Regions from separate parts of the Homo sapiens genome. Here region 2 is linked to region 1. Evidence: chromatin loops called from intact Hi-C (ENCODE). Cell type or tissue: heart right ventricle. All regions are shown on one strand. Links, peaks and the distances in the headings refer to the core of each region. The heading gives the core; the rest is flanking DNA.

What was found. Hi-C counts contacts between places; a loop is a spot of excess contacts. Peaks named below come from ENCODE experiments on the same cell type or tissue, not always from the same donor. Only the 100,000 strongest peaks of a DNase experiment are listed, where the experiment ranks them.
Region 2: it touches region 1 in a loop (2.0-fold over the local background); 6 of 110 quality-filtered maps call a loop at or near these places.

The regions. Positions count from the first base shown.
Region 1 is chr4:119,127,965-119,145,198 of GRCh38, forward strand. It overlaps MYOZ2 (myozenin 2), which reads left to right and starts at 7,868. Exons shown (of 6, transcript NM_016599.5): 1 at 7,868-8,018; 2 at 8,548-8,637. The coding sequence starts at 8,562. LOC102723967 (a long non-coding RNA gene) reads left to right here. Exons shown (of 3, transcript XR_001741422.1): 3 at 4,848-5,590. LOC105377395 (a long non-coding RNA gene) reads right to left here and starts at 638. Exons shown (of 5, transcript XR_007058251.1): 1 at 234-638. In heart right ventricle, for the core only: a CTCF peak has its summit at 8,752; no DNase peak of the experiment used is centred there; H3K4me3 peaks cover 5,640 bases; H3K27ac peaks cover 7,851 bases.
Region 2 is chr4:119,078,167-119,086,623 of GRCh38, forward strand. No RefSeq gene overlaps it. Among named protein-coding and RNA genes, the nearest start is that of MYOZ2, 53 kb to the right of the region's middle. In heart right ventricle, for the core only: no CTCF peak of the experiment used is centred there; a DNase peak (open chromatin) is centred at 4,052; H3K27ac peaks cover 2,091 bases.

The DNA of each region.
Region 1 (17,234 bases), core at 5,477-13,476:
TTTAAACACTGGGGTTACAAAGTGACTCCATCTACTAAAGAATAAAACATTAGAGCACTGGTTCTCTCCACTAATCAACCATCATAGCCTTGGAAGTGAACTACCCCAAATCTCGCATCGTCAGAATTATTACTGTTTTATACACCAGTGTTTGTTTCTCTTTTATCTCTAAGTATGTTCAAGTTTCTGCTTCTGAAACACACACACACATACACACACACACACAAACTCACATATGCTTGTAGAACTTGCTTTCCCTTCTAGAAATTGAACTCTCTCTCTCTCCTCAGTTCACAGCCAGTCCTTTCAAATACATAGTTGCCATTTGCCGCATGCACTTCCCATCCACTCATTCTTATCTTAAATCCCTTCTATTTGGATTCTGTTACCACCACATTACAGAAGTGTCTCTAAATTCTGCCGATGACCTACTTCTTGCCAAATCAAGTGACCTTTTCTCATGTGTCTTTCTCTGTGACTTTTGTGCAGATCTTGGCAGTGCCTAAAAATTCTCTTTTCTTTTGAACTTTGCTCTTCCGTTTCTGTTCCAGTGTCTTTCTTTTTCTTATTCATTCATTCATTTATTCAACAAACTTACTAGGCGCTGAATGTTTTACTCTCAAATTGCAGCATACTTTAATGAGAAAAAGCAGGTGGATTTGGATTCTAGCAAACTACATGGAAAACCAATGGATTAGTGGAAGTTTGGATGGTAAGCATAAAATTAGAATAAAGAGATTTATACAACTCATATTTTGTAAATGATATCAGGTTCTAATTCATCAATATATCATGTCCATATTAGTATACGCTTATCAAATATTCCAGGTTCTTCACTGTTTATTGCTGGGTGCCTTATTTCTCAGCAATCTCTCCTCTGAGCTACACAAGCTTTATTTATATTAATAATATCACAAATCAAGTTACATCAATATCTTTCTCAGTTAAGGAACCATTCTATTTTTTCTCTGTGTGTGACCTTTAACATGTGACTTAATCTCTCACTGCCTCATCTGCAAATGGGGTTTAAGCCATTTTTATTTAAGGTGACTGATATTGTTTGGCTGTGTCCCCACCCAAATCTCATCTTGAATTGTAGCTCCCATAATTCCCATGTGTTGTGGGAGGGACCCGGTGGAAATAATTGAATCATGGGGACAGCTTCCCCCATACTGTTCTCATGGTAGTGAATAAATCTCATGAGATCTAATGATTTTATAAGAGGCTTCCCCTTCTGTGTGGCTCCCATTCTCTCTTACCTGCCACCATGTAAGACATCCCTTGCTCTTCTACCATGAGTGTGAGGTCTCCCCAGCCACGTGGAACTGTGAGTCCGTTAAACCTCTTTTTCTTTATAAATTACCCAGTCTCTGGTATGTCTTTATCAGCAGCATGAGAATAGACTAATACAGTGACTTTACATATTTTGATAACATCTTTTCATAATTTTATATGAAAGTTAAAGTTTTTCATGCTAATAACAATAATGGCTAACATTTGTTACTCAATATATACCAGGCATTATGATAAGTACTAAGCAATGCAACAGCCTTGGACTGTTAATAATGTGCTTGTTCGTCTTTTATAGTCATGCTGCAGATGCTCTGGCATGTGATACATTGCTGTGAGATCTAGGCTCTGTCACTAAATTTCTTGACTATATACTCTTTTTTATTTTTATTTTTTTGAGAGGGAGTCTCACTGTGTCACCTAGGCTAGAGTGCTGTGGTGCAATCTTGGCTCACTGCAACCTCGGACTCCTGGGTTCAAGCGATTCTCCTGCCTCAGCCTCCCGGGTAGCTAAGATTATGGCACCCACCACCATGACCAGCTAATTTTGGTATTTTAGTGGAGACAGGGTTTCACCATGTTGGTCAGGCTGGTCTTAAACTCCTGACCTCAAATGATCCACCCTCCTCAGCCTCCCAAAGTGTTGGGATTACAGGTGTGAGCCACTGCACCCAGCTGTATATACGTTTTTGTTTGTTTGTTTTCTGTTTTTTGTTTTTTTGGAGACGGAGTCTTGCTCTGTCGCCCAGGCTGGAGTGCAGTGGCGCAATCTTGGCTCACTGCAAGCTCCGCCTCCCGGGTTCACGCCATTCTCCTGCCTCAGCCTCCCGAGTAGCTGCTGGAATTACAGGCGCCCGCCACCATGCCCGGATAATTTTTTTGTATTTTCAGTAGAGACGGGGTTTCATCGTGTTAGCCACGATGGTCTCAATCTCCTGACCTCGTGATCCGCCCATCTCGGCCTCCCAAAGTACTGGGATTACAGGCGTGAGCCACCGCGCCTGGCCTGTATATACTCTTTTTTGAACAAACAGCTTCATGTTTTCTTTATTGAACTTTTTAACTTAATTAGGTCATGCTAAATTTGTATGTAAGAGAAGGACGAGATTTTCTTGCAGGTGAGAAAACTTAAAAAGTTTCAGTATTTTGAATCTGTACTATATAGGAAAACTATAGCCTGGCTCTAATTGTGAAAGGAAATGTGACAAAGTTCTGGATAAGTGTTGGGATTATGCAAGCAAAGGAAAAAAGTGACTTGCGGTTTGCTTTGGCAGCTTGTTTCTTAATATTCCTGTATTTGAAACTTTCTTTCCAAGTTCCCAACCCTATTACATTAGCTCATGTCCTCGACAAGCTGGTCATCAGCCTCTGCTTATCCCTTCTTCTTCCCAGCTTATCTTAAGGCTCGATTTAAGAGCTTAGAAGGAAATACTTCGGTAAAAGAAATAAATTTACAAAGAAAGACAGGTATAACATGGGGCTTTCATATGAACAAATTATTTGGATGGAGTTAGATTTAATTCTCATTGTTGGCAGTGAAGGTGGTAAGTGTGTTTGTGATGGTGTGGTACATGGGCCAGGAAAGGAAGGAGAGGTCTGCACAGCAAATGGCTTCCATTTGTTTATGTTAGGCATTTTAATCACTTTAGTATTTGCACAGCTGAAGGAAAGGAAAGCACCCTGAGAATAGACATCATGAGGAACTCTAGAAGTTTGCAAACAAGAAAAACATGAGTTGGAAAAGAGCCACAAATATTATAAGTAAAAAGCACCTCACCCCAAATAAACCTAATATTAGGATGTTAAATTCCAGAGGAAATTAGTAAGGAGAATTTTCTGACAATTCTCAACTCTGCTTCATTTTTGTTATATAGATATCAATGCAGAGGTATTTAGAGAAGATGAAGGAAACAGAGATGTCTGCACAATATGGTGAAAAAAACAAAAGCCTTCAGATCAGACAGAACCAATTTGTAATTCCGTCTCTGTAACATACAAGTATGACGCTTTGGGGGTTTTACTTACTCTCTCAGAACTTCAGTTTTCTTATCTGTAAAACAGGGCTAACCGTGCCTAGCAAACATTAACTGAATAGTGGTTGGAATTTTTCCTCTTAACACTCTTGTTACCCTTAGGCCTTTATGGTAATGAGACCAGTTGAAAACTCATCTGTCTTTTTTGTGCTGTCCCACATTAGCTGGTAGAATGATTACCCCGTCAATGCCTATTCCTATTCTGCCCTTGCTATGGCCTGCTAAGGAGGTCAGTTATAGGCTGGATCCTCCTCAGTGTAGGAAAATAGAAACCATGGAAGACACAGCAGGCCAATTATGCATCAAGAATGAAGCACAGAGTATTTTGCACAAACCGAAGGCCATGCTTCCATAGACAATCTCACCAAAGGTGAGTTGTTTACACCACCTTTGTTATATTTTCAAACAGATTCCTTCCTCCCAGAGTTAGCACTGTAACTGAGGCCCTGAAGGCTGGTAAAGAACTGATTGTCCCCTCAGACTGGTCACTCAACACTGGTCTGGCAGCTGTCCTGTTTGGGTTATGTGTGCCTCAGTCCAGAGCCGAGCCTCAATAATGGCAATGTTTTGTCTGCCCACCTAGCAAACGGTGAGTTCCCACATTCTGCCTACCTCCCCAATCCTCCCCTAATCTCTAACTGCCCACAGCCACCTAATATAGACTGTCAATGGGACAAGAGAAACACAGAATTAAAAAACAAGTGCTCAATTAGAGGAAGGTCGATGTAGACTTTGTTTACCAGTTGGCTAAAGTGCTCATGTTTACCACTGGCTGAATAAGGTTGCCTTTCATGAGTCCTCATGATGTGGATTTTTGTTAGGTAGCAATATAGCAATAAAAGTCACTTTATTTAATCTTTTTTTCTCTTTTGGCAAGTGGTGAAGGAGTTGGAAATGCAACTGTGGCCAGCCCCGGCAGTGGAAATAGTTTGGTTATAGAGGTGTTGAAAATCTCTGTCAAAAACTTCTTTCTCACTAGCCTCCTAAGGCACAAGTTTCTGCCATTAGAATCCTATTATTTTGCCTGTAAGAAAAGATTGTATCTTCTGTCTTTAGCACCAGTTATTTTAAAATACTTCGGGCCTTGAAAGAAAGATAAAGTACTACTCTGCTTAAACTGGGGTGAAGGAGAAGCTTCAAGGGAAGGAATGAGTAGTAGGGCAAGGGTAGGAATCGAGTCTCTGGGGGTAGGAGACATCCTTTTCTAGTCTATAGTGTGTGTGTGTGGTCATGGGGTGGGAGGGTGTGAGCTGAGGACAAACGATGATCTCAGTATGACGAATTTGGGCTGAATTTTAATTTTGTCTAGTACCAGATCTCTGTGCAGATGAAATAGAAATCGATTAACTGTGACTTGATTTAAAATTAAAAGGCATTGGCTTTCAGTATGGACCACCTGAAAATGCTTTGTAAATAACCATTAAAGTTCTGTTTAAAGTTCACCATTTGTGCTGTGAAGCACATGGATAGCATATCCCATCTTAAGACTGCAACATCAGTGACTTGTTCTTTCTTCTTTTTCAGAACAGATAATAACTCAGAGACCAGAATGAACTTATAAAATAAGGCAAGAGAATTTTAAGTACAATCTATTTGAAAAATAGACAAAAAGGTGTAAGACCTTATATTCACTAAAACTTTTACAATCTTTTAAAATACAGTATCTATTTTCATTTTGGAAACCAAAATTAATATAACAATGATTATCTGTTGAGGACACCATTTCAACCTTTAGAACTGTATGTAACATAAAGTTGGAAACATATGAAGATGATCAAATAGGAAAACCAGAACTCTCTTAATCTTTGGTTTTTTTAACTGAATAATGCAGTTGATTACTCTAAAATTCTAAATCCTACCATATTGCAGAAATAATAATAGCAAAAGGAAAAAAATCATTTATTAAATTTTTACTAAGTATAAGGAATTTCTAAATTGTCCCATGTAAAATGTCCATGACTTTATGTGATAGATACTGTAATCACCATTTTACAGATGAGAAAACAGAGTTTAAAAGACTTGTCTAATAGCATACTATGGTAAAGGCTACAGCCAGGAACATACGGGCACTCAAGGGATTTTGAGAGGGAATTTAAATTTATTTGCTTTGGCAAAATTGTTTCTCATTTGATACCTAATTATACTTTCAATGCAAATGGTTTGTTTAGAAACAATTGCAATAGGTTAGCTAGATTAGCTTAAACCTGCTATCTACAACCTTTAGCTTTCTCTTTTTTTTTTTTTTTAAACAAGGTCTGGTCTTGCCCGGGCTGGAGTGCGGTGGCTTGATCATGGATTACTGCAAACTCTACCTCCTGGACTCAAGCAATCTTCCCACCCCAGCCTTTGGAGTAGCTGAGATTATAGGTGCATGCCACTCACCTGGCTAATTTTTGGGTTTTTTGTTTTTGTTTTTGCTTTTTTGGTAGAGGCAGAGTTTTGCTAGCTGGCCTAGGCTGGTCTCAAACTCCTGGGCTCAAGCGATCCACCCACCTTGGCCTCCCAAAGTGCTGTGATTTACAACCTTAAACTTTCAATCCTATGATCAGGCACCAAAATGTATAACCGATTTCAATCTTATAAAATACAATTCCTCCCACAAATAGCCACCACCTTTGTACATTCAAGCGACTGTTCATTTGAATTCCAAACTCATGCCAAACCTTTAATGCATTCTGCAGTTAATCTCCAACCTACTCATTTATTCATTCATTCAATGAATATTGAGTGCTTACCATATGCCAGATACAATTCCAACTGCTGAAGATACAAAGCCCAAGCCATTATAGGATTCATAGTTTAGTAGAAAAAAGAGATATCACATAAATAGATGCAACCTCTACCTCCTGGACTCAAGCAATCTTCCCACCCCAGCCTTCAGAGTAGCTGGGATTACAGGTGCTAGTAAAACTGTTGAGGACGCCATTTCAACCTTTAGAATTGTACATAACATAAACTTTTGCTAGATAGATAGATAGATAGATAGATAGATAGATAGATAGATAGATAGATAGATAGAATAATGTTGGCATGTTCTTAGTGAAAAAACTGAGTTGTCACTCAGCAACAATTATTTCTTTGTTAGTAAGTTATGTATGAATTTTAATTGGGCTCATGACCACCTAGAATAGAAGCTACACTTCCCAACCTTTCTTGAGTTATGTACGGCTATATGGCTAAGTTCTGCCCAATGGGATGTAAACAGAAGTATGAACAAAATATCAGACATGTTCTGAAAAGAAGACAGTGTTCCCTTCTCATTTTTTTTTCTTTTTCCTGCTGGTTGAAATATATGCATGCTGACTGGAGCTGGGGCAGCCAATTAGGCCCAAGGGGTCTGCATTTTAGGGATAGTGGAGCAAAAAGTTAGAGGGTAACTGAGCCCTTGATAATTATGTCAGTCATGCAAACCCTCAATTACTTACTTCTAGACTAAGCTTACCTGTGAGAGAAACATCTTCCATCTTTTTACAGTTCTGTTTTGGGGGGGTTTCTGTCACTCCCATTTGACTTTTATCTTAACTAATAGAAAAATATAAAGAAAATGAAGCAGAGTAAGGGACTAGAGAGTGGCACAGTGTGATATTTTAGACAAGGTGATAAGGGAAGGATTTTATGAGGGATTGTTATCTGAGCAGAGTCCTGAATGCATGACTGTGCCATGTGAGTAGAGGGAAAGTATGGAAGGGGGAAATAGTAAAAGGAATACAGTATCTATTTTCATTTTGGAAACCAAAATTAACATAATGATTATCTGTTGAGGACACCATTTCAACCAGGGAAAGGGGGAAATAGTAAAAGGAAAGGGGGAAACAGTAAAAGGAAAAGCCCAGAGATGAGAGCACGTTTTTGTGTCCAGGGACCATCAAGGAGGCCAAACCTTTTGACAGGCAAACCTTTCAAATCTTGTCAGGCCTGCAAATGAAAATCCTTGACCCTAGACATTGTAAAGACTGGTCAACTTTGCAGGGACTGGTCTCTGTAGGCCCTTCAAAAAGCATGACCCAGTTATGAGTCTCAGCTTTTACCCAGCTTCATGGCTTATCCTCTAATGGTTCATTTCAAAATGCTTCCTGAGTTCACTATTCAAATACTACATACTTTTCTCAACCTAGCATGAGTTCTCACTACAGCTTAAGAACTGGCTCTATTGATCCACCCCACATTACTTCCTTTCTTCTTGAGTCTACATAGATATTACTGCCTATATTGTTCATTTTAATTATGAAAAATCTATCATTCTGTTCTGATTCATGCATGTGTCTCTTGCCACCTCAATTAACATGTAACATAAGAGCTAGATGTTTAAAAGTGTTTAAAATCCCTTTTGGCTACTATCTGTTCAACAGAAAGTGCTCACTAAAAACTTTCTGCATGTCCAATGAACGTTTCATTTAACCATCTCACAAACTAGAAACACAATGGAGAGAGCCTAATCTTTCCCTGTTCCTCCCTTTCGCCAGGAAGATATGAGTAGCTAAAGTATTTGGTGCTATATATAGCCAGTTGATGTCAGCTGAATGCCAGTCTCTTCAGAAAAGCTCAGTCCCCAGTTTGAGTCAGAGTAGGGACCATGCTGTCCCAGGTTCAAGGATAAAAACCATCAGGCCCAAGTGCCATCCATAGTCCATCTCCAGAGTCTTCCTCCACAAACTGGGATTCATCCCCGCTGAAAAAGCACAATCTAACAGCAAGGTGAGTATGTTGTTTCCTAAAATGTTTCATTAGTCAGTTGTCCAAGGATATTCAGAGTTGTGACTCATAAATGGGCATTCTCTGCTTTAAAGGGCAGCTGTTGCCAATATTAAAATGCTACCACCAAAGAATTCTGGTTTAGTCTAGTGTCTTCTTCATTCTTACAGTTTGCTGGAATTGATGGAGTGTGATGCTGGTACAAATGAAGGCCAGTGAGGAGACAATGACAGACTAAAATACTGTGGAGAAAAGAGAGGGAGGGGAAAGGAGACCAGCAATTTCATTGTTTCTCACTGCCTGATGATCATTGTATTAATGTCCAGACTGGGTCTCTGTTCACTGTGACATTGCCTGTCAATGAATAACATACTCTGTCACCAGATAAGGAATGCGTATTGAAGTCTTTCAGTAGCAAGCGATAATAACTTTTTAATAAAGAACAAAGATGTTGTCTTTCAAAACAGTGATTATAAGACACTCCAAATGAGTTCTTCACATTGCCTCAATAATGTCCCTTTGTTTTTAACAGGGAACAAAAAAACCATGCTATCACATAATACTATGATGAAGCAGAGAAAACAGCAAGCAACAGCCATCATGAAGGAAGTCCATGGAAATGGTATCAATAAAAATCCTTCGTAGCATTAATATAGCACAGCATGAATGTGGCTCCATCCTGACGTTGTTTAATATTCCATAGTTTACTTCCTTTAGATTCTTGCTGTTCTGTCATAACAAACCTGGAGCTCTAGGGGGTGTAGAAAAGCCTATGGTAACTAATCCTTTTGTAGTCATCCTTTCTCATTTGGAAGCTATTTTCAGAGGAACAACTGCTGTAAAAGGCATGAAGCAATCTGACAGCTGATGTACATTCTGCTTGGCTTGCCTTCCACATTATAAGTTAAGATCACTCTCGATTCTTTTTTTTTTCTGGACAAGTCTCATACAATCTTGTCTTTATTGTCCATCCCACATGGTTTAGCTTGATTTCTTTTACCTTACATTATATAAATCACTCAAAATAAGTTCTATCATCTTTTTTATCAAGCTATTAAGTTGGAATTCATATTTATTGCTTATTATTTAACTCCATTTCTATTGCTTATTTATTTAACCCTTCATATTTGTTAATTGATTTACTAACATATTTTGTGTGCAAAGTCTACTTTTATTTGTAACTTCTGAGAAAATATAAAGTTATTGTAGTCTCAAAGCATATGACTCAAAAAAATTTTAATATATATTACGTGCAAGGTAATATTTCACTCTCTCCTTTTCTTTAAATTCTAGCAACTAACTTGAGAAAGCAATGCTTTATAACTTGCATTTTGATTCTTATAAAGGAAATTCAACTTTGTTTATAAGCAACGTATAGCATCAGTTTTAAATGTTAAGAAAAATATTCAGGTCCTCTTAGGAGCTGATTTGAGCCATTCCAGATATATTAGTGGCATTTTCAGAATGCCTCCTTATTTCCCCTGTATTGACAAGGAATGCAGCCTTTCACCACTACAATATTGAGACCTAGAAGCTTGAGACCCGGGAAGAGTATTGAGCATAATGTTTTCATATTACACCTTCCATAAAGCAAGAGGAACAGAATCAAAGACTTTTAGATGCTCCCCACGCAATGTAATCATAACTAAGAGGTCCGTTGTTGTTTTCTATTTTCTGCAATACAGAACCACTGTACTGGATTCAACTTGGTTCTCATGTTTTACTGTAATGTCAAATTAGCTTGGAATAAAATGAGAATAATTCTGAGTCAGATACCAGAACTGAATTCATACCAATCCAAAGTTCCAAAATTCATGCCTTATTTAAAATTTCATGCATCTTTGTGTTTCCAGATTCAAGTAGTTTACTTGAAATTATTTTTTAGCTTTTCTGATCAATGTGGCAAAAATCAGATGATCACTGGAGTTTGTGACAAAATTGTTTACCTTAAAATAGACCTTTCATGTTATTATTTTCTAATGACATCCTAATCATAAAACAGTCAGTCCATTTAATGTATTCTAGCCTAAATCATGTGTTGGAATCTACTGTTAGCTCTGACATAGATCTATAAGGGTAAGAAGTTTTTTTTCCTTTTTTTTATAAACATAACTATTGTTTTTATAAAAAATATGTGGGAGAAAACACACAATTATATATCAAAGTGGGGGAAACCCTCAAAACCACTATCTCACCACCAGTAAATCCTAGCCACGTAAAGTCAGCTGAAGCCCTCCCTCCCATGTCACTGGATGAGTACCAGCTCCCTTAAGAGGAGTCACATGCTCTGTCTTTGTTGGAATGTCAAGTATTTCAGATAACATGGGGATAATCAGACTCTTTCCAAGCTCATCCCAGATGAAATAACTTCAGTACTTTATGAAACCGCTCAAATATTTTTCTTCTCTTATTTCCTCTGACATTTTATATGGAACTTTACTATTTGTGTATAGCATGATGTTTAGAGATCTGGAGCTAGGGGAGTATAATTTTTTCTCAGGATGCATAATAAAATGGACTTCAGAGAAACTTTTTTGGGAATGATCCTCCAAACTTTCAAACATTTTACAGGAGTAAAAATCTGGATAATTTAAGATAAAACATGCAACTGCTTTGATCTTAATTGTAAGACTAAATAAATCAAATTTTGCCTGGATTGTCCTTTATAAAGATAAATTGAAAAGGATGTTCCAGTCGAAATCCCCTTCTCCTGCCTTCTCTCCTTTCCCCTTGTGCATCAGAATTTTTTTTCAGCCTCATAACTCATTTAATTTTTATTACTACTTACCAAAACATTTAGCTTGGAGGAGTATAAAATGTGACAATGAGTTGGCTAAATCACTTGTTGTCCTCTTAACATGAGGTGGAAATTCAATCCCATTCTTGTAGGGGAAAGAGATTGCAGCCGGTGAGTCTTTGAGATAAATCACTAGAAAAATATAAGAACCAGAAATGGGGAGTTTTACATCAGAGCCCTCATTCCATCAGGAGTGATAACCTCAAAGAATTATTAAAAAATTCTCTTCATATAGATTATAATGCTAACTGCATAGAATGAGTGAGAGGTGGATAACTCCCAGCCTCCACTAATCACAACCCCAAATTGTTGCTCATTTTGAATCCATTGTGATTTGGTTTCAAATTATGTACTAGAAGCAAATATACTACACTCCCAACAATTGACTAATAAAAAGCATCCCAAACATGCAGGCTGCCTGCTTTTAGATTTACCTTCCTCATTATATCATAGTTATGATTACCATCATCATCACCTTGGCCGGAAGCAGAGCTAATGGTAAAGCTGTCCTGGTTACTCTTGTGAGACAAACCTCTGTGCTTTATATAAAAGTATCTCAGCCACAGTTGTTACCATCTAACAAGTGCTATTGTAAAAGACAAAAGATAATTTGCCATTATCTATGCATGAATTAGTTGTGGAGACAAGAAAAGATGGCCTCTGATAGTCCCCACCCATGAGCCTTGTGCAATTTACCCCTAAATCTGTACATATTTTCCAGTATTAATCATATTTTTCTCTTGTTCAGTATCTCATGTGAAACTTGAAGACTGAATGAAGAGAGAGAGGTAGGAAAGGATAAAAGGATAGGAAGTATTAAACTGATAAAGAGATGGGGCAATCAGAATGAAATAAGGAGAGGCACTCTAGAGAAACTGGCATCTGTTTAGAAATGCTGGGGGAAAGGAATTGGAATTTTAAAAACCATAAGAAGAACTGGGAGTATGATGTTCCCTGACTTTAAGCATGGATATTGCTGACAGTTTAGAATAAGAGCTTCATAAATAGAGAAGACCACAGTGCCTCCTAAGTAAGCTTCAGTCACCCTACAGTCCTCTCACCTGGGTTCCAGGAGGGCTTTTTTTGGTACGTTTTTTGTTTGTTTGTTTTTTTCTCCTCATGACTGGGCAACAGCTTTCCCCAGCACACTGAAGAGAACTGGGCAGGTTGTTTTTTTAACTTCAGGAAGAGAGCTTAGCTTTGTGGTCTAAAAACAGGAAGCCCAGGTTCTAAATGGAGTGCTGTTGTTAATGTGGTACCAGGGGTCCTGGGTTCCAGACGAGACATCAGATTTCACACAGAAAATGAGGAAGGCTGGATTTGCTGATACATCTAATTATAAAATTCCATGATTCTAATTTACTGAGCTATGTGCAGAAACCAAACATCAGTGTGTTTGAGTTTCTCTATCAGTAACAAAGGAAATGATAATATTGACATAAATTGCAAGGACTCCTTGAAAAAGTACAAAGTCTAGAATTTCAGATGAAAGATTACATGAAGACCGCTTTTACTTCTCTTGTAGGAGTGTATCTTAAACTGTAACTAATCAAATCTTCAAAATCAAAATGAAGATGCCAAAAAGGCCTTTCATACCTCCTATCAAATATATAAAGTTTATAGAAGAAGAACTTAATGATTCAGTGTACAAGTTTGGTAATTTTCTGTGGTTTGTTTTAATTTTCACATTAGCATTCTCATAGCCCCAAGAAAAATAAGAGCTAGAAAGGTTTGCATGTTTTATTTTGAAAACTGGTGTGCAGTCATATCTTGTGAATTCATAAGTTTTCTGAGCATCTAACCCCTAATAAGGCACTCCAGAAAATGAGTACAAGAGAACTAGGCTAAATTGTATTTTACACTGAAGTTGAAATTGCAGAGTTCAATTCTAGCTATGTTATTCCATCATCCTAACTTTCTTTGAAGGCTTTTTCACTCAAATATGTTTTAGACATACATCCTATAAACAGAACTAGATTATTCTGTTTGTATAATTCAATACATTGGTAATGTCATTTTTTGAATGTTTATAGATTTATACAGTTTTTAAATAATATTTTTATTAATGACAAATTTTTGAAAACTTTATAAAATAGCCTTAGAACTCAAATCAAGACAGAGACATATGAAATAAGAAAATAAAGAATCACAGATGGTATTCAAAATCAACTTTTTTATGTAGAGATAATTATCACAGAACTTTTTATCAATTGGAGTTTTAAGGCATTATCCAAAATCACAGTCTGGACTATGATCTTACATGTTATATGTAATATGTACATACATGTTACTTTATAGAAGAACATATTTTATGGACTATTATTCAATTACATAGGCCAACTGTCCAGGGACAGGAGGAAGAGTTCTGTGCAAATGCAGATAATCAATAAGCCCACCCTAAAGCAAATAAGCTTCAGCTAGCTACCCTCTAGTAATTGCAGTTGCCAATCATGGTAGAACAGTTTCAAAAGGTCTTTTGTCGTACTACAATTATTTGTAAGTGAGTGTCTTTGCAAACTATGGATTAGATTAACTCATCTAACTGAAGTTCTCAGTATAAATGACACCAATAAGAAAGTACACCTAACCATATTATTTTCTTTCTTTCTTTCTTTCTTTTTTTTGAGATGGAGTCTTGCTCTGTTGCCCAGGCTGGAGTGCAGTGGTGCAATCTCCGCTCACTGCAACCTCCACTTCCTGAGTTCAAGTGATTCTCCTGCCTCAGCCTCCCGAGTAGCTGGAATTACAGGTGCCTGCCACTACGCTTGGCTAATTTTTGTATTTTTTTAGTAGAGACATTTTGCCATGTTGGCAGGGCTGATCTCAAACTCCTGACCTCAGGTGATCCACCTGCCTCAGCCTCCCAAAGTGCTGGGATTACAGGCATGAACCACCATGCCCGGCCTTATTTTTAATAGATGATCTAATGCCACAAAGACAACCTTCTAAGCCATGAAGGCAAGGATATGTATTCTAAATAAAACATATCATTTATCAAGCATCAAGATTAAACACACCGTTAAGAACCTGTGCAAGGGTTTGCAGCGAAGGGCAGGCAACAGCTGAACTTAGAATCTGTGTGCTCAGCTGACAGCGTTCTTGACTCTGAAAGTTTAAGTAATGAGAGTGATCATGCATTAGATTCCTTAACTCACAAATGGTTCTGAAACCCTTGCTCCAGTGACATCATAAATTTAACTATTAGAAGGGAAGGGAAGGGAAGAAAACCTTGGAAAATTTTGTTTGTGTGTTTTATTTGTTTATGCAATACATCCCTGACACTGATGGATGTGCCCATTAGTATGCTATTATATATTTAACAATTGCTTCTTGAATGGGGCAGCAGTAGGGATGTTTTGATTTGTAGAATTTGCAAATTTCTGTGGTATAAATGCTTCCACCATGGCCAAATTCAAGCTACCACCATGGAAGCACTAAATGCAGAGCTGGAAACAGATATGCAGTAGTAGAACATTACATATTTTCCCTATACAGTTACAATGGATATAAATAACCTCAAGAGCGTAACGTCTCTTCTATCTTTTATAATCTAAATTGAACTTGCTATTTTGAATCCAGAATCAAAAAGTTGAAATATCGCATCCCCATCACATTGTCTAGTATGTTGAGGGATATTCATAGACACACTAAAAAATAAACTTGCTCATCCTTCCATGGTCCAAACACATAGTGACAGAGACTCCAAACACTTGCAAATAAGCAAGGGTGAATATTCCCTGTAGAACTCAGCAAAGCTGACGAGCAACTCCCGGGAAATTGTTGCAAAATACCCTCATGTACTCTGCTCTGTTTTTCTTATGCCTTTTCCATAGGCTATTTCTACCATTCCTGGGGACTGTGAAGTGCAGCATTTTGCTTTGTTTTGTTTGGGGATACTAGAGAGCCAGACAAAGCTGTTCTGCATTGCATTAGGAAGAAGTATAAAAATTTTTAAACATTTTAATAATAGACTTTATTTTTTAGAGTTTTAGACTTGCAGGAAAGTGAGGGAGAAAGTACGATGAGTTGCTGTATAAACTTCTTCCCCGCTGCTGTTTCCTCTATTATTAGCATCTTGCATCAGTGTGTATTTGTAACAACTGATGAACCAATATTGATAACTGTTGCACTCCATTTTGTGCTGCTATAACAGAATACCTGAGATTGGGTAGTTTATAATGAAAGACATTGTTCATGGTTCCAGAGGCCAGGGAGTCCAATATTAAGGTGCCAGCATCAAGGGAGGGTCTTTTTGCTGAGTCATCAAATGGCAGAGGACAAGAGAGAAAAGGGGGCTGAATTCATCTTTTTATAAGGTCACAAATCCCACCCATGAGGGTGGGGTACTCATGGCTTAATTACCTTTTAAAGGTCTGAGCTCTTAATACTGTTACAATGGCAATTAAATTTCTTTCTTTCTTTTTTCTTTTTTTTTTTGAGATGGAGTCTTGCTCTGTCACCTAGGCTGGAGTGCAGTGGCCTGATCTCAGCTCACTGCAACCTCTGCCTCCCAGGTTCAAGCGATTCTCCTGCTTCAGCCTCCCGAGTAGCTGGGATTACAGGTGCACACCACCACACATGGCTAATTTTTGTATTTTTAGTAGAGATGCGGTTTCACCACATTGGCCAGGCTGGTCTCGAACTCCTGACCTCATGATCTGCCCACCTGGGCCTCCCAAAGTGCTGGGATTATAGGCGTGAGCCACCGCGCCTGGCCTGGCAATTAAATTTCAACATGAGCTTTGGAAAGGACAGACATTCAAACCACAGCATTAACTAAAGTCCATAGTTTACATTAGGATTCACTCTTTGTGTTACGCAGTTCTACGGGCTTTCACAAATGCAGTGTCGTATATCTGCCATTACAGCATCACACAGGATAGTTTCTCGGCCCTAAAAATCCTCTATGCTCCACTTATTCATCCGTCTCTCTCTACCTCCTTCCAAGTCCCTGGCAACTACTGATCTTTATGCTACCTTCTAGTTTTGTCTTTTCCAGAATGTCAAATAGCTGGAATCATACAGTAAGTAGATTTTTCCGACTGGCTTCTTTTACTTAGAAATATACATTTAAGAATCCTTCATGTCTTTTCATGGCTTGATAGCTCTTAATTAAATTTTTTATTTTGAGTTTTTTTTAGATAATCATAGTTTCACCTGCAGTTGTTAAGATGTAATACAGGGCTATCCCATGTGCCCTTTCCCAGTGGTAACATCGAGCAAAACTATAGTACAATATCACAACCAGAATATTGACATTGATACAGTCAAGAGACATAATATTTCCATTCCCATAAGGGTCCCTCATGTTGCCCTTTCATAGCCATACCCACTTCTCTCTAGGCCCCATCTCTCCTTAAACCCTGACCAATCACTATTCTGCTCTCCATTTCTATAATTTTTCTGTAATTTCAAGAATGATATACAAATGGAATCATACAGCATATAACCTTTTGGGAATGGCTTTTTCATTCAGTGTAATTCTCTAGAGATTCACCCGGGTCTTGTTCTCAATGATTTGTTCCCTTTTGTTGCTGAATACCATGCTGTGGATGGACCACAGTGTTTTTAATAGTTTACCCATTGAAGTACATCTGGGTTGTTTTCAGTTTTTGATTATCAAGAAGGAAGATGCTATGAACATTTGGGTATATGATTTTTCAAGAACACAAGTTTTCATTTCACTGGGATAAATGTCCAGTATTGCAGGGTAGTTCTGCATTCAGTTTATAACAGAATTTATTAAATTGTTTTCTAGAGTGTCTGTACCATTTTATATCTTCAGCAGCTATGTATGAGTGACCCAGTTTCTCCACATCCTCACCAGCAAATGGTGCTGTCATCATTTTTCATTAAAGACATTCTGATAGGTGTATAGTGATATATCATTGTGATTTTAATTTGCATTTCCCTAGTGACTGATGATGTTTACCATCTTTTCAAATGCTTATTTGCCATCTGTATATCTTCTTCAGTTGAAATGCCTCTTCATGTTTTGGCCCACATTCTAATTGGATTGTTTGCTTTTTTAATAGTGAATTTTGATAGTTCTGTATTTATGCTAGACTGTTTTCAAGGTTACATGTTTTGAAAATATTGTTTCCCATTCTGTAGCTTGTCTTTTCATCCTCTTAGTAGGGTCTGTCTCAGAGCAAAAGTTTTTCATTTTGATGATGTCCAGTTTATCAATTATTCCTTTTATGGATCATGATTTTGGTGTTGTTTAGCAACTCTTTGCCTAGCCCTAGGTCCCAAAGATATACTAAAGTGATTTTTCTTCCTTAGCCCATTAACATGGTGAATCTTTGCCTAGCTCTAGATCTCAAAGATACAGTAATGTGATTTTTCTTCCTTAGCCTATTAACATAGTGAATTACATTGATTGATCTTTGAATAGTGAAACAGCCTTGCCTCCCTGGATT
Region 2 (8,457 bases), core at 443-8,442, 55 kb before region 1:
AAGAATCAATATTGTGAAAATGGCCATACTGCCCAAGGTAATTTATAGATTCAATGCCATCCGCATCAAGCTACCAATGACTTTCTTCACAGAATTGGGAAAAACTACTTTAAAGTTCATATAGAACCAAAAAAGAGCCCGCATCACCAAGTCAATCCTAAGACAAAAGAACAAAGCTGGAGGCATCATGCTACCTGACTTCAAACTATACTACAAGGCTGCAGTAACTAAAACAACATGGTACTGGTACTAAAACAGAGATATAGATCAATGGAACAGAACAGAGCCCTCAGAAATAATGCCGCTTATCTACAACTATCTGATCTTTGACAAACCTGAGAAAAACAAGCAATGGGAAAAGGATTCCCTATTTAATAAATGTTGCTGGGAAAACTGGCTAGCCATATGTAGAAAGCTGAAACTAGATCCCTTCCTTACACCTTATACGAAAATTAATGCAAGATGGGGTAAAGACTTACATGTTAGACCTAAAACCATAAAAACCCTAGAAGAAAACCTAGGCATTACCATTCAGGACATAGGCATGGGCAAGGACTTCATGTCTAAAACACCAAAAGCAATGGCAACAAAAGCCAAAATTGACAAATGGGATCTAACTAAACTAAAGAGCTTCTGCACAGCAAAAGAAACTACCATCAGAGTGAACAGGCAACCTACAAAATGGGAGAAAATTTTCGCAATCTACTCATCGGACAAAGGGCTAATATCCAGAATCTACAATGAACTCAAACAAATTTACAAGAAAAAAACAAACAACCCCATCAAAAAGTGGGCGAAGGGTATGAACAGACACTTCTCAAAAGAAGACATTTATGCAGCCAAAAAACACATGAAAAAATGCTCATCATCACTGGCCATCAGAAAAATGCAAATCAAAACCACAATGAGATACCATCTCACACCAGTTAGAATGGCAATCATTAAAAAGTCAGGAAACAACAGGTGCTGGAGAGGATGTGGAGAAACAGGGACACTTTTACACTGTTGGTGGGAATGTAAACTAGTTCAACCATTGTGGAAGTCAGTGTGGCAATTCCTCAGGGATCTACAACTAGAAATACCATTTGACCCAGCCATCCCATTACTGGGTATATACCCAAAGGACTATAAATCATGCTGCTATAAAGACACATGCACATGTATGTTTATTGTGGCTCTATTCACAATAGCAAAGACTTGGAACCAACCCAAATGTCCAACAATGATAGACTGGATTAAGAAAATGTGGCACATATACACCATGGAATACTATGCAGCCATAAAAAATGATGAGTTCATGTCCTTTGTAGGGACATGGATGAAACAGGAAATCATCATTCTCAGTAAAATATCACAAGGACAAAAAACCAAACACCGCATGTTCTCAGTCATAGGTGGGAATTGAACAATGAGAACACATGGACACAGGAAGGGGAACATCACACTCTGGGGACTGTTGTGGGGTGGGGGGAGTGGGGAGGGATAGCATTAGGAGATATAACTAATGCTAAATGACGTGTTAATGGGTGCAGCACACCAACATGGCACATGTATACATATGTAACAAAACTGCACATTGTGCACATGTACCCTAAAACTTAAAGTATAATAATAAGGAAATAAAATTAAAAAAAAGAACATAAAAAATCTCATGCACTGCATAAATATGTACAATTATTATGTATCAATTGAAAAATGTAAAAATTTTAGTCATGAAGCAGTAAAACAAAGTAATAGAAACTCACTGGTTTATCTCTATATTTTTAACCAAATTGTATTTCTGACAAAAATGGCACAAGTCAAGCTTACCTATTCAATAAGGGCTAAAGCTTTTTACCAATATTTGTGGAGAAGGATTTAATTTTTTTTCATTTTCCCAGTTTCCCAATAGTTCCTTTTAAATTCTCTTTTCAACCTCAAGTACTTGCCTTTGAGGGAACTCTGAATCCCTTGAGAGTCCCCAGTGGAGGGTAGGGTGCCTAAAGTTCCAGTGACCAAGGAGCTGGGGTGGGAAGGGAAAGGTGCTAGCAGGAGTAGACATTGCTGGCAGAGCAGATTGTCAGCAGAGGTTCAAGAAGAGAGATTTCAGGTGACAGAGAAGTTCCCATGAGACCCAATACAAAGGACAGAGGAAACAGAATAGAGAGGTCTTACAGAGCTAGGAAAAGGACTTCCAGCTCATAGTCAGTGAATCATCCCCACTCAGGAAAAGAAAGCCAGGAAGAAGAGATTTCTAGCCCAGGGAATTGGGGAATAATTCCCACTCCCAAAAAGGAGGCAGGAAGAAGAGCTTCCAGCCCAAGAGATACCTTTCAAAAGAAGCCTGGGGACTGGAACCCAGCCCCAAAAAGTATACTTATACCTTTAGAATCAACATCTGTCCTTGCCAGCTTCAAGGAATGTTTGTCTGGAACAATGGTTCAGAAGTCTGAGTTACCAGCGAATCCTCAGTCAGTCAAGAGAGAAGACAAAGGAAAGGCACACATTCAGTGTCCTAGGTGAGAGTCCTGGGGGTCCAATGATGAGTCTAATCCTATCTGAGTCACAGCACAATAACTGTTAAAGAAAAAATTACTTCATAATATTCTTTAATATTCAGGACCATTGCAATAGGTATAGGGACCATTGCAGTGGGGAAGTGCAGTGGGGAGAGAGAATGGGTTCAACCATGAATACAACATAGGCAAGTGGGAATTTATAGCCAAGGGGCAGTAAGAGGATGCTGGCTAAACCAACTAAATGGGATTCTTGATCAGACATCACCTTGGGGATGATGGAAGATAAAGAACCTGCTCATACCAAGTATGACCAGATATCAAGGATAAGCGTTCTTACTAAACTAACTTAGCAGGATTCTTTGCTAAAACTGGATTGTACAAGGAAGTATACAAATGGACCTAGCAGAAGACTCAGAAGCCTGACTAAAGTTTGGCCAAGCAAAGAATCTTTGACGTTAGTCATCAATTATTTACCTACTTGGCTTATGCAGTGTTTGATGTTAGGAGTACACTAGTGAATAAAATGTGACCTCTGTCCCCAGGGAGCTGACAGTTCTAGGGAGGGTACAATGTAAAGAGAGAAGAACAATGATGGGATTACACACAGAGTATTATGAGAACACAGCAAGAATAAAAGAAAAAATCCAAACTTTAATGTGGAAAGATTGGTGCATGAGGAGTGGAAGGATTCTCACAGCAGATTCCTGGAGGGATTTATGGCAGAGTCTTAGAGGCTGAGGAGTAGTAACTGGTAGAGGGTGAGAATAGCCTAGAGGCAGGCCATTCCAGACAGAAGGAACAGCACAGTGCTGGAATATTCCAGGCAGCTCTCTGTTAGTCTTGAATAATAAAGTGAGAATCAGAAAGCAGTGGATTTTTTTCCCCATAGGGCAGAGTAAACTTTTTCTGTAAAGAGCCAGATTGTAAACACTTTAGGCTTAAGGAACCTTTGAGTCTGAATTCAACTCTGCCTTTATAGTGCAAAGTAACCATGTCCAATATAAAAGTGAATGATCATGGCTCAATAAAACTTTATTCATAGACATTGAAATTGGAATTATATATTATTTGCACAAGTCATGGAATAGAATACTTGTTTTTTTTTTCTAACCACTTAAAAACGTAAAAACCATTTGTAATTTGCTATCCATACAAAATAGTGTTTGACCAAATTTGGCTCATTGGCTATAGTTTTGCCTTTTCCTGCTATAGAGCAACCATGGGGCCATTAAAGGATTTTAAACAAGAAGTTGGCATGATCAAGCCTGTGTTGTAGGAAGTTCATTCTGGCAGCACTGAGGGAGATAGATTTGAAAGGGCAGGACAAGAGGAAGGCAGAACACACAGGCTGTCCAATCTTTCCACCTGGAAAGGCAGGCATAAGAACACTCTGTAGTAAATCAGTCAACACCAGAATATTCCAAAAGCATTCCTTCCCTCCCCATTACTGCCCACCATTCTCTGACACTGTGATTCTTCCTCTTATCTCATCATCCTCCCCATCTCAAACACACACTATCGCTGCCAGCTGCCACCTCTTTAAAATTCTTTCAACAGAGTAGAGAATAGACAGCGGTGCTGGGTGACCTCCAGCAGCATGCTTCCTTAGTTTCTGGGAAGACAGTGATGGCTTAGTGAGCACTGGGATGACCCGACCTTCCTCCAGGCCATCAATGAGTGCCAGAGATGTAGTTACAGTCTTTGGAACATTTATTTTCCAGTTGACAGAATAAGTATTTTTTTAAATTTTCATTTGGCAGATCAAGTCATGTAGTCTCAAAAAAAAGGGAATGATTAGTTCCTTTTGCTGCAGGATAATCCAAGACTTTGCTAAATATCTTGAATCCTGATTCAAAAATATTTAAAATTAAATATGCCACAAAAATGCTTAGATATCAAAATTATTTTTTAAAGATTAGAACTAAAACAGGAATATCGTTGGTAAGTCCTCAAAACTCACAGACTACGAAAACAACAGACCATGTAATGAAATTCAGGAGGAATTTTAAAAGGCAGAATGAGAACAGGTTCTCTTTCCTTTCAATGTTGAGTTCTTTCTTCAAAGAATTAATTGCAGAGCTTTTTTCACTCACATCTGCTAGATTTAAGATGGCAATATTATCCTACCTTTGGCACAATGCCATTTTCAAACATTACTGTTGCTGTACTATAGAGTCCATCTTAAGCTTTTAAGGTACTTATGTATAGACCTGAACCAATCTTGTTCCAGACGTGGCCTGTGTTAACATCCCTCCTCCTTTCCTGTTGTACAGACAGAGGTGAGGTCACTGTCAATTGAGGGGATAATTTTAGGTGGCACTATATTATTATCATCGTTCTGAAATTCTCCCAAAATGGAGAAACATAAAATGAAGGAGAACATAGTAATGCAAGATGTATAATAACGTGTGCTTCTAAAAGAGTAAAACAGAAAAAGCCAGAGTTGACTACAATAGTAACTCATTCTAACAAAAGCAGCTCTGTAATCTGAGAATTGCCCATCTGTTATACCCACACAAATAGTAAAAGCCCAAGAATGATATAAAAATCTTTCAATTAATTATGTGTGAAAATCTATGACAAAAAAATTTACAAGAATTTAATCATTATGGATTTCCAAAAACAAACAGAAATAATTGGAAAATGTGTCAGAAAACCCAGGCAATTCTTCCACATGTTCTTATGATCTACTCTAATTTCATCACATATGTCATTCCAAATGAAGCTTCCTAAATATGGCAAGGTGAAGATTTACACTGGAGACTTAGCTGTTGTTATATATTTTCATATAATTAACAAAAATCATATTCAAATAATCGAAGGAAAAGCTTAAGTAGAGATTTATTTGGCATAATTTACCTGAATTATTATTCTCTTTTACTGCATTCATCCAATCAATCATCAGGAATGCATTAAGTATTTTCTAGGTGTTAAGCACTTTCCTAGGTAGAAAGAGTGAAGATGATTATGATGATGATAATGATGATGATGAGATGATGATAACAATGATAGTGATGAGGACAGTGATGATAGATACCTTTATAGACACCCACAATTTAACAAACCCTATACTAAATAATTTAGCTCTGTTGTCTCATTTAGTCTCCTTAGCTTTTTGAGGCTGGTACTGCTATCCCCATTTTACAGATGAAGCAGCTGGGGCACAGAATGCATAAATAAGTGACAGGGTCATACCACTAGAAATTAGTACATATGGGATTTGAATTTGAATCTTTCTCCATAGTCTATATATGCTTGTCTATATATACATGATAGAAAGATATAGATGACATCTCTTCCCATGTATGGGAAACTAGACAGATACATTTATAGCAAAAGAAAAATTCTAAGGCACGTAAGAGATCATCATGCTGAAAGGAATCACAGACATTATCTAGTCAAAACTCATTTTACAGAAAGGAAATGGAGATCTAGCTAGAACCACATACCCAAGGTCTCCCAGTGGAGTGCAGAAATACTTTTCTCTACTCCTTGTACTACTACTCAACTCCAGGCCCTCATCATCTGTCACTTGAGCTATTACAATGGCATCTGGACCCCTGTCTCTCATTATATACAAAAAATAACTCAAGATGGATTAAAGACTTGAATGTAAGACCTGAAACTTCAAAATACCAGAAGAAAATACAGGAAAAACTCTTCTGCACATTGGCCCAGGTAAATAATTCATGACTAAGACCTCAAAAGCAAATGCAACAAAACAAAAAATAGACAAATGAGACCTATTAAACTAAAACACTTCTGCACAGCAAAAGAAATAATCAACAGAGTTAACAGACAACGTGTAGAATGGGAGCAAATATTTGTAAACTATGCATCTGACAAAGGAAGGACTAATATCCGGAATCTACAAGGAACTCAAACAACAACAAAACAAATAACCTCATCGAAAAGTGGAGAAAGGACATCTCAACAGACATTTTTCAAAAGAAGACATACAAATGTCCATGAAGCATATCAAAAAATGCTCCGCATAACTAATCATCAGAGAAATGCAAATTAAAACCACAATGAGATACTCTCTTACATCAGTCAGAATGGCTATTATTAGAAAGTCGAAAAACAACAGATGTTGGTGAGGACGTGGAGAAAAGGGAATGCTTATACACTGTTGGTGGGAATGTAAATTAATACAATGTCTATGGAAAATAGCATGGAGATTTCTCCTAGAACTAAAAATAGGTCTAACATTCAATCTACCAAGCAATACTGCTACTGGGGTATGTACTCAAAAGAAAAGAAATCATTATATCAAAAAGATACCTGCACCTGTATGTTTATCACAGCACTATTCATAATAGCAAAGATAAGGAATCAACCTAAGTGTCCATCGACAGATGATTAGATAAAGAAAATGTGAAATATATATACAAATATGTGTGTGTGTGTGTGTGTCTGTGTATGAATACTAATCAGCCATAAAAAAAGGCTGAAATTTTGTCTTTTGCAGTAAATGGTTGGAACTGGAGGCCATTCTCTTAAGTGAAATAACTCAGAAACAGAAAGTCAAATACCGCATGTTCTCACTCCCAAGTGGGAGCTAACTAATAGGTACACGTGGACATAAAGAGTGGAATAATAGACATTGGAGACAGAAGGGTGGGAGAGTGTGTGAGAGGTGAAGGATGAAAAATTACTTGCTGGATACAATGTACACTATTTGGGTGAGGGTTAAGCCCAGATCTCATTGCTATGTAATATATCCACGTAACAAAACGACATCTGTATCTTCTAAATATATTTTTAAAATTTAAAAATAAAAATAGCCCATCGATGTCTCCCTGCCTCCAATTTTATTCTTTTTTCTATAATAATTATATTTCTGAAACTTAGATCTGTTAATGTTGAACCACTTAAACTCTCAAAATTGTTTCCTTTTCCTTCCTGAAAAGCCCAGTACCGCCTTATCAAGCACAAGTCTATCTATCTATCTTCCCAGCTCCCCTTTGAACCACTACTCCAACCAGCCAATCTATTTCCCCAATCCTACTGTTTATGTTTCCTTCTTTATATGTTTGAGCATGCTCTTCTGTCTAAAGTATTCTTCTCTTTTCCCAGCTTGTGACCCTATTCATCCATCAAGAAGCAACTCAAGGGCCAGGTGCAGTGGCTGACACCTGTAATCCCAGCCCTTTGGGAGCCTGAGGCAGGTGGATCACATGAAGCCAGGAGTTCAAGACCAGCCTGGCCAACAGGGTGAAGCCCTGCCTCTAACAAAAATACAAACACTGGCTGGGCATGGTGATGCACACCTGTGATCCCAGCTACTCAAGAGGCTGAGGCAAGAGAGTTGCTCAAACCCAGGAGGCAGAGGTTGTAGTGAGCCAAGATCATGCCACTGCACTCCAGCCTGGGTGACAGAGCAAGATTCTGTCTCAAAAATAAATAAATAAATAAATAAAATTTAAAAAGCAACTCAAATATCACTCATTAAAGTATTTCATTCTTTAAGCAGTTAGTCACTCCCTCCTCTGCATTTCCATAACACTTCATTTCTAGTCAATGTTAGAGATGACGACTTGCTCACCTTTTATTTTTCAACACCTAAAGAATACGTGAATGACTTATAGGAGGTCCATAATACATGCTTATCGAATAGATGAATAAACTGAGAGTGCTATGGTTTCTTGATCTCCAAACCAATTTTGCCACAATAGACTTCATTCAGTCTTTTAGTTCTTCCAACAAATATTTATTATGTTTATATTTTGTGCCAGGTACTCTGTTAGTCAAAAGGGTAACAGTGGTGAAAAGGTAGATAAGGTTTCTGCCCTCATGGAGGTGCTTGTAGCAAGAAATACAGATAATAAAAATAACAAATAAATAATAAGTTCCAGGAAAGTAATAAGCAGTGGATAAAAGAGAGAGTAAATAACAAAGGCCATCTTAGAAACAGCAATGGGAAAGAAACCCTTCTCCAAGCACTTAATATTTTAAC